2 separate regions of the Homo sapiens genome follow, and region 1 is linked to region 2. A link is an interaction called in ENCODE POLR2A ChIA-PET data of the cell type or tissue named here. Cell type or tissue: GM12878. All regions are shown on one strand. Links, peaks and the distances in the headings refer to the core of each region. The heading gives the core; the rest is flanking DNA.

Region 1 (4,000 bases), core at 1-4,000, 1.3 Mb after region 2:
TGCTCTTGAGAGAAGAAAAGGAGAACCTGCTCTTCCCTCAGTTCTGTGCTCTGCCAGAGCATCATTGCCAGGGATACTGGTACATGCCAAAGGCTTACCAGAAGTCAGTGTTTCATTCCCTTGCCGACTGGCAGCTGGGGCATGGTGTACGGTGGGCCTCAGTGTGATAGAAACGAACTGCAGTGGGTACCAATTTCAGTGAGGTGGAAAGCTTTCCTAAGTGCTCGTGTTTTTTCCAGTCTTCTCACTGCCCCTGCCAACATTGTTCCATCCCCACTGTCAGATTTCCCAGTAGTCAGCTCTGCCTTCACTCATTTACTCATTCATCAGTCTACTGTGCTAAATGCTGGAGAAACGATGAAGGGGACCTCGGCACAATTCAACCTGAGTCAGGCAGACATGTAAATAAATAGTAAACAAGAAGTGTTCAGGGGTGGGGCGCTAGCGTATCAAGGAAAGAGTGAGGGTGAGGATGGGCAGAAGGCAAGGAGCATGTCCCACAGAAGGGATGTTTGAATAAGGAAGCCAGGAGAACGGGGTGGCCAAGAGCATCGCAAAAGCAGAAAGATTCAGTTGCATATGGGTGTTTGGAGAACAGTGAGGAGTCTGTCATGACGGGAGAAGTGTATCTAGGTCTCTCCTGCAAGACCAGGACCAAAATCCAGAGGATGAGTGGCCAGGAAATACAAGGACCAGTGGTGAGGTCAGCAGCAGAGGAGGTGGCAAGAAAGGAAGAGCCTCAAGCCTGGCGGGGGTGAGAGATTGAGAGGCCTTGCACTGAAACCTGGCCATACAAGGCCTGGCATCTTTGAGGAGCATGGACACGTGTCAAGAGAGCCAGGTTGGGCCAGGCAGTTTGAGCTGGGCAGGAGACGGCAGTGAGGCTTGGAAGGGAGGCTTAGATGTGCCTGACTAAGGAGTTTGAGCTTTATCTTGTTAGCCCTGAGCATTCACTGAGAGATTTAAAAAAACAAAAAATAGAGACAAAGTCCTGCTATGTTGCCCAGGCTAAAGTGCAATGGCATGATCATAGCTCACTGCAGCCTCAAACTCCTGGGCTGAAGCAATCCTCCCACCTTAGCCTCCCAAGTAGTTGGGACTGCAGGTGTATGCCACCATACCCAGCCCTCTGAAGGATTTTAAAAGGGGAGCACCGTGGACAGATTTGTATTTTAAGATGTTCATTTCAACTGAGACAGAACCACCTGTAGTCAGGGAGACTAGTTAGGAGGATTTTGCAGCAGTCTGCATGAGGCAAGGTGGTCACACTGGAGAGAAGGGCAGGGCCTGATGTTATACTGGTTGTGAGGCTGCTGCAAGGGCCAAGATGAGAGGAAGCAGGCTGTAGTTGTGTCTGGAGAAAAGTGGGCTGCCCACTTAGGGAGCAGCAGGAAGAACAAGGGGCAAGGAAGGATGCACAGAAAGTGGCCCTAGAGGTAGGAGGAGGCCTAGTTAAGTCAAGCAGGGTGATCAGCAATGTTGCCTTTAGGGAGGGAGGCCAGAAGGGCCAGAGACAGCCGATGGCCTGAAAAAAGGCTGAAGGACTCAGGAGGCCAAGGTGGGAGGACCACTTGAGCCTAGGAGTTTGAGGCCAGCCTGGGCAACATAGCAAGACCCCACCTTATCATCATCATCATCAGCATCATCATCATCATCATCATCATCGCTGAAGGACCAAAAGTCAAGAAGAGAGCAAAGCACAGATTTGGTTAGGGGAAGGGGAGGGAAGCCAGGAAATAATGGAGGGAGGAGGATTTCAGAGTTCAGGGTCTTTGAGGTGGGGTGGCTCTGGTGACTGTGCTTGAAGGTGTGATGGCAGTGCCTTTGTGAAGCACAGAAGAGGTTGAGGCATGGGGGCACCCAGAAGTGAGAAGTTTAGTGAAGTGTGTAGAGATGACAACAGGAGAATGGGAGGAGGGGAAGACTCAAGCCAGAGCTACAGGTAAGGGAGCATCATGGTGGGAGAGCATACAGCAGCGTGGAGGGGAAGTAGAGGTGTTAGGACCCGGCTTGGGCCTCCCTGAAGACAAGCTGTGGGCCTGGACTGTGGGCCTTGGAGGTGAGGAACCAGAACATCCCCAGTATCTATTCCTGGGTTTGAGGCACGGACCAGGTGCTCAGTGTTAGTGGAAGGCAGGCCAGGGGTGGTCTGGGTGGGCCTGCTGGTCCTCTCCCTCTAGTCCTCATTGTCTGTGGCCCTGGAGGGAACCTGCTAAGTTCCTCCTAAGTGTGTTTTAAGGAAAAGGCAGTTCTGGTTAGAATGAGGAGGTGGGAGCAGCATTAACAGAAATGTTTTGGGACAAAGGAGGCATTCTGCAGATAAAATACATATTCCTGTGGGACACTTACTCTAGAGGGATTCGATTTCACCCTTCCTGCATCAGGCTGGAGCTCGAGACCTTGAGCTTGACTTGACCAGCATCTGTTGGGTCCTTTTCTGGTTTGCAGAAAGGCTGGCCTGCCAGAATGGAAGACTCCCTGCAGAAGTCCACAGTTTCCTCCAGGCCACATGACACGTTGCAGTTCAGGAAAACACTGCCTGTGGGTCCAGGAACCTGACCCTCTGGCCTTTTGTCTGGATGCCGTTTGCCTGCTCTGAAGAAGCGGGCGTTCCAGAAAGCCGAGGTCAATGTTGGACGTCGGACAAACCCTGTGTGTCTTTGCTGCTCCTTGGAATCAGTGTTTGGCCCTCGGAGAGGGAAGAATGTGGCCAGCAGGCAGTCATTTGTAAAGTGGAGATTGGTTTCCCTGACATCATTAAAACCCCTCTCTCAGGTCACATGCTGGGCAGTTTTCTCAGACCATCTCTCTCTGCTACACCAACCTAGTCTAATCCACTGCCATCCCTCCCCTGAATGATGGCAGCAGCCTTTTCATGTCTCCTCACATTGAGTTCCATCCCCCAGCCTCCTCTTTGGAACCAGAGACATCTTTCTAAAGCCAAAGTCTGACCATGTCCCTGCCCTGCTTAGCGCCCTCTGTGGCTACCCACTGCTCCTAGGATGCAGATCCGCCTTCATGCAGCCTCCCAGGCTCTGTGAAATAGGCCAGCAGCAGACCTCCCGACTCTCTCCTGCTCCAGTTCACCACTTTGTGTGCACACCACAGCCTCCCTGGTGTTCACTCCTGTCTCAGCACCTCCGCACAGGTTGTGCCCTCTGCCGGGAATGCTCTGCTCTGCCTCCGGGAGATGATGAGCAGTCAGAGCTCCGAGGTAGTGCTCCTCCTTCTCATGCTCCCTCTCATAGCCGCCTCATACTTCTTACGTATGGCACTTTGCACCCTCGTACTGAAATATTACGACTTTTAAAAGTTTGAATTATGAGTTCAAAGTCTGTTTCCCTCCTGGTTTGTGAACTCCAGGAATGCAGAGATCATGCCACTACTCTTCATCCCTGACTCCTGTGATCTAATGCAGTGCCTGATGTTGTTTGTTTTTTGTCGAATACATTTAGGATGTAGCAGTAGTAATAATACTAAAATCCCTTGAATCCTTTCCACTTCTATGCTATCTGCCTCTCTTTGTTCAAAAAACTGGATTAGGTGGTAGGGGCAGTCTTGGTGTCCACAAGTTGGGGCCAAGGCATAGAAAGGAGGGCTCCCAGCATAAGACTCATTAGAGCTATCGTTACTTAGCACCCAAAGGCTAAACAGCTGTCTAATTTGTTACCGCTCTGAGTTCACATTTGTTATTTGCACATTTTCTAGAAATTGGTCTGTTTTAACAGTTTCTTGTCACAGTGGAAACAGAGTAGAAAAGGAATTCCCCAACTCCATTTATTTCATGGTGGAGATAAGAGTAGGGGCTGGAGTTCCTCTCTGAGCCGCAGGATAAGGCCTGCCTGAAGGGTGGGGAGAGGCTACTGGGGCAGGAGTCTGAACTGGCTGCACACACAGGCCAGCAGCACATTTGATCCAACACTTTGCAACTTCGAGACTCATTTTTTTTTTCCTTCTTGAGCATGGATATGACATTAGTGTTGGTTAGAAACCAAATTTC
Region 2 (5,627 bases), core at 922-4,921:
GAGTTTCACTCTTGTCACCCAGGCTGGAGTGCAATGGCGCAATCTTGGCTCATGGCAACCTCCGACTCCCGGGTTCAAGCAATTCTCCTGCCTCAGCCTCCCGAGTAACTGGGACTATAGGCGTGTGTGTGCCACCACGCCTGGCAAATTTTTGTATTTTTAGTAGAGACAGGGTTTCGCCATGTTGGCCAGGCTGGTCTCGAACTCCTGACCTCAGGTGATCCACCTGCCTCAGCCTCCCAGAGTGTTGGGATTACAGGCATGAGCCACCGCACCCGGCCCGGTAGCTCTATATTTTTATTAATAATTACATTACTTCTCTAAGCTTCAGTTTCGGCATTTGTAAAATGGGGACGGGGATAACATAATATCCCTTTTCTAACAAAGAGCAGTTACAGGCACAAAAAAGATAATATAAACACTTGGAAGTGTTTCTTGTTACTCAGCAGATCAATTCACATAATAGCTTAAAAACAGCATCCTAAAGTCCTTCTCTCAATACAGTATGTAGGTGCACTAATTTACAAAACACAACAGAAATTAACAAATTTCATGATCCAGACATGAAAATGAGTCTCACTCTTTTATGACCACTCCATCAAATCATTGCTTATTACATCATATTAACATCCTGAATGTCTTATGCCCTGAATGCCATTAGAGGTTGGCATCCCTTATCTAAAATGCTTGGGACCAGAAGTGTTTCAGACTCTGGATTTTCTTTGAATTTTGGAATATTTTCATATATATCATGCAGTATCCTGGGGATAAGACACAAGTCTAAACACGCAATTCACTTATATTTCATATACACTTTACACACATAGCCTGAAGGTAATTTTATACTAACTTTTTTTTTCTTTTTTGAGGCAGGGTCTCCCTCTGTCATCCAGGCTGGAGTGCAGGAGCACAATCATGGCTCACTGCAGCCTTGACACCCCGGGCTCAAACGATCCTCCTGCCTCGGCCTCCCAAGTAGCTGGGACTACAGGCACACACCACCACACCAAGCTAATTGTTTTGATTTTTAGTAGAGACAAGGTCTTGCTGTGTTGCCCAGGCTAGTCTCTAACTCCTGAACTCAAGCAATCCTCCCACCTTGGCCTCCCAGGATTGCTGGTTATGAGCCACCTCACCCAGCCAGTATTTTTAATAATTTTATGCATGAAATAAAGTTTTAACTGCAACCTGTCACATGAGGTCAGGCATAGAATTTTCCAATTGTGGCATCATGTCAGTTCGAAAAGTTTTGAATTTTGAAGGATTTTTGATTTTGATTTTTTTTTTTTTTTGAGACAGTCTTGCTCTGTTGCCCAGGCTGGAGTACAGTGGTGTGATCATGGCTCACAGCAGCCTCAGCCCCCTGGGCTCAAGCAATCCTCCTACCTCAGCCTGGAACTACAGATGTGCGCCACCATGCCTGGCTAATATTTTTGTAGAGACAGGGTTTCATTATTTTGCCCAGGCTGCTCTTGAACTCCCAAGCTCAAGCAATCCACTCATCTTGGCCTCCCAAAGTGCTGGGATTAAAGGTGTGAGCCAGCAAATCTGGCCCAGATTTTGAATATTTTGAGTAGGGATGCTCAGCCTGGACCTGCATCTCTCCAGAAGCACTACAGTACTTACAAGGTACTTACATATATTGTTTCATTTAGTCCTCACTAAGGACTATGTGAGATTGGCATTACTGTCCCCATTTTGCAGACTGTCCAGCTTACAGACTGACAAAGCCAATAATCAAATCCAAGCGGGTCTGCCCAAAGCCCCATGTCACACTGCTTAAAATTCAAGTCTGCACTTCAGTTCTTCGTTAGTCTCCTTTATGTCAGTAACTAAGGTTCAGATTAAATACTCGCTTTATTTTCAAAAGAAAACCATTCCTTCAAACAATTTTCTACCAATTTCTCTGCTGAAATGGTACTTATTTATAACACAGTACCTTAAAATGAGTCCATAAGGAACTGGAAAATGTTATTTTTTTTGAAGTTTTACACATTCAGTACACTTTGCATCAATAATAAAAGTATATTCATAAAAGTATACTCACGTATAGGATATTAAGAATCTAACACTGCTTATATTTAGGCATAAATGTGACATAATATTCCACTTATTTCACAAGCAATTACTATAACTTAATTCCAATAGTTATTCTAATACCTTCTTGTTCTTTCTAGAGTTTCGGGTTTGTTTTTTAAGTGGTTTCTCCCATTTTTCTCACTTTCAATTACATAAAACTGTATTCTACTTTCAGTCCAAATTTTGTGTTGCCTATATTAAATCCATTTCCCCAATATATCTAGACTGCTGCCAACTAGAGTTAATAAATTTTGAATGACTGCTCAGGATTTATTCCCTTTATTTTTATATTCTGTTATTTCCTTATACAATAGAGTATGAATGAAAACAAGTATCTACAAGACCAGTATTTCTTCAATTTTCACCTTGTGAAAGCTGGGTATTAAAATAAAAATAAATTAAACTCTTGGGCTGGGAACTCCCTGACCATATTTCTCTCACTGTGCTGGGTGTCTCTACGCCCCCTTTCAATCTTGAGTACATATAGTCAATAGGCACTGCATGCACTGGGGGAGCACCTGGCCCATCAAGGGCCTTTCCCAGAGGAAGTAATGAATAAAGAACAGATGAAGAGCTGAGTAGTGGTTCCTGACCTGCCAGCAAGAGAGGAGGGGCAGCATTTTAGATTTGAGTCATCTCCACTGGAGTCTGCCAGTAATCAGTTGTGTGACTTTAAGCATATCAATTAGAAACAGAAAGCTTGGCATCCCGAAAAGAAAACCATTCCTTCAATTTTCTACCAATTTCTCTGCTGAAATGGTACTTATTTGTAACACAGTACCTTAAAATGAGTCCGCAGGGAACTGGAAAATGTTATTTTTTTGAAGTTTTACACATTCAGTATACTTTGCATCAGTAATAAAAGTATATTAGTAAAAGTATACTCAAGTATAGGATATTACGAATTGAATTTCAGCAAGACTTGAATTTTACTCCTCATTATTTATCCAAAAAGGAAAAAAGATCCGAGGATTTGTAAGTGACGTGACCAAACTCCAAAGGCTGTTAGCGGTATCCGCATATTCAGGATGCAAATCACTCTCTAGTCAACTGCACTTGCTACTAAACTGTGATTCACTGGCTGTTAGTGGTATCCGCATATTCAGGATGCAACACCCTCTCTAGTCAACTGCTCTTTCCACTAAACTGTGATTCACTGGGTGCCGATTTCTTCATCTCAAGAGGTGATGATTACCCCCTTTGTAATACTACCTATCTCATAGGACTATGAAGACTAAAGAAAATAAGGTATACAAGAGCATTTAACAAATTTACCATACCACTTCATACTATTGTGGAGAGGGCCAAGAGACAAGAAATCTGGTAGCATTTAAAGTGCTAAGAGCACAAAATAGAAGTGTTATAAGGTCATCTCACCAGCCAGATCTATACTTTAGCTTGATTATACAATAAAAGCATTGACCTTGCCACTCTCCAAAACTATCAGCGCAAGCTACAATGCCCCCTCACACTGGCAATTTACCATGAGATTTCTAATCAATAATCAAAACATTGTATTGTATACTTCCTGCTCTGAACAACAGGTACCAAAATTTCAGCAGCCAGGTAGGTTGGAGTTCACAATCAGGCAGCCTAGAATTACACTCAGCCCACAAATATGTTTTGATCAACATAATTTTTAATGGCAAATTTTTAAACTAAATACATTAAAATCCACGACATGCAGTGGCTCACACCTGTAATCCCAACAATTTGGGAGGCCATGGCAGGAGTATCATTTGAAGGCAGGAGTTCAAGACCAGCCTAGGCAACATAGATAGACACCATCTCTACAAAATTTTTTTAAAAATTAGGCCGGGCGCAGTGGCTCACGCCTGTAGTCCCAGCACTTTGGGAGGCCAAGGCAGGTGGATCACCTGAGGTCGGGAGTTCGAGACCAGCCTGACCAACATGCAGAAACCCCGCCTCTACTAAAAATACAAAATTAGCCAGGCGTGGTGGCGCATACCTGTAATCCCAGCTACTCAGGAGGCTGAGGCAGGAGAATTGCTTGAACCCAGGAGGTGGAGGTTGCAGTGAGTCAAGATCGCGCCATTGCACTCCAGCCTGGGCAACAAGAGCGAAACTCCTTCCCACAAAAAAAATAAAAGCAACAACTAGCTAGTACATGGCCGGATGCAATGGCTCACCCCTGTAATCCCAGCACTTTGAGAGCCTGAAGCAGGCGGATCACTTGAGGTCAAGAGTTCAAGACCAGCCTGGCCAACACGGCAAAACCCTGTCTCTACTAAAAATACAAAAATTAGCTGGGCGTGGTGATGGGCACCTGTAGTCCCAGCTACTCAGGAGGCTGAGGCAAGAGAATCGCTTGAACCCGGGAGGCGGACATTGCAGTGAGCCAAGGTCATGCCACTGCACTCCAGCCTGGGCAACAAGAGCGAGACTTTGTCTCAAAAAAAGAAAAAAAAAAAAAACTAGCTACACATAGTGGCATGCGCCTGTAGTCCTAGCTATTGGGGAGGCAGAGGTGGGAGGATCACTTGAGCCCAGAATTCAAGGCTGTAGTGAGCTATTACCACGAAACTGCACTCTAGCCTGATAGGACGATACCCTGTCTCTAAAAGTTAAATAAATAAATAAGAATAAATTAAAATCCAGATTTCCAGCATCTTTTCCAAAAAGTGTCAAAAGATCCAAGGACACTGGGCCCACTTCCTCACATGGCAACAAGCAAGTGGAGCTGAGCAGCAACTGCTCCCTTTAGTTTGGGCCCGTGCTCTCCAGTTCATCAAGGCCCAGCCTACTCATCCTAGTACATAACAGGCATCGGACTTGGAGACCACTGAGGAAGATGCTCAAACAGAACAATAATAATAATTTAATGAAGATTTGTTTACTCTTTTTTGGCCAGTTTTTTGTGGCTCTATCACACATTAGCTCTGTGACTCTTAAGTAACATATTTAACCACTAAGCCTCTTAAATTTAACACAAGCTGAAATATGCTGACTTCTGAGTCAAAAAACTTCACAAAAACTTCGAACTCACAGAAACAAGTCAGGGCACCTCCCATAGGGAAAAAACGTAATGTGGCCACGAATGGTGGCTCACGCCTGTAATCCCAGCACTTTGAGAGCCCGAGGCAGGCAGATCACTTGAGGTCAGGAGTTTGAGACCAGCCTGGCCAACACAGCAAAACCCCGTTTCTACTAAAAACACAAAAATTGGCCAGGCGTGGTGGCACCTGCCTATAGTCCCAGCTACTTGGGAGGCTGAGGCAAGAGAATCTCTTGAACCCAGGAGGCAGAGGTTGCAGTCAGCCAAGATCATGCCACTGCACTCCACCCTGGGTGATAGAGCAAGACTGTCTCAAAAAAAAAAAAAAAAACAAGTAACGTGACAGAAGTCCTTGTCATATAATAATTTGACATCTACAACTGCGTCCGTAACAGTAAGGCCTATACATCAGAATAACAGATTGCCAGCAAATTATCTTAGGCTGAATCATATAAATCCACTCAACTGCAAAAGTTTCTGAAGTCTTCAGGTATAAGTCAATAAGCAAAACAAGCTCCCCCACCAAAAAAGA

What was found. Peaks named below come from ENCODE experiments on the same cell type or tissue, not always from the same donor. Only the 100,000 strongest peaks of a DNase experiment are listed, where the experiment ranks them.
Region 1: POLR2A ChIA-PET joins it to region 2 with 5 read pairs; 2 of 35 experiments call an interaction of 5 or more read pairs at or near these places.

What each region holds. Positions count from the first base shown.
Region 1 is chr9:126,987,445-126,991,444 of GRCh38, forward strand. All of the region lies in intron 4 of RALGPS1 (Ral GEF with PH domain and SH3 binding motif 1), which reads left to right. Among named protein-coding and RNA genes, the nearest start is that of RALGPS1, 75 kb to the left of the region's middle. In GM12878, for the core only: no CTCF peak of the experiment used is centred there; no DNase peak of the experiment used is centred there.
Region 2 is chr9:125,698,361-125,703,987 of GRCh38, forward strand. The region is part of intron 1 of MAPKAP1 (MAPK associated protein 1); the gene reads right to left. Among named protein-coding and RNA genes, the nearest start is that of MAPKAP1, 6.0 kb to the right of the region's middle. In GM12878, for the core only: no CTCF peak of the experiment used is centred there; DNase peaks (open chromatin) are centred at 2,721 and 3,180; H3K4me3 peaks cover 2,147 bases; H3K27ac peaks cover 3,579 bases.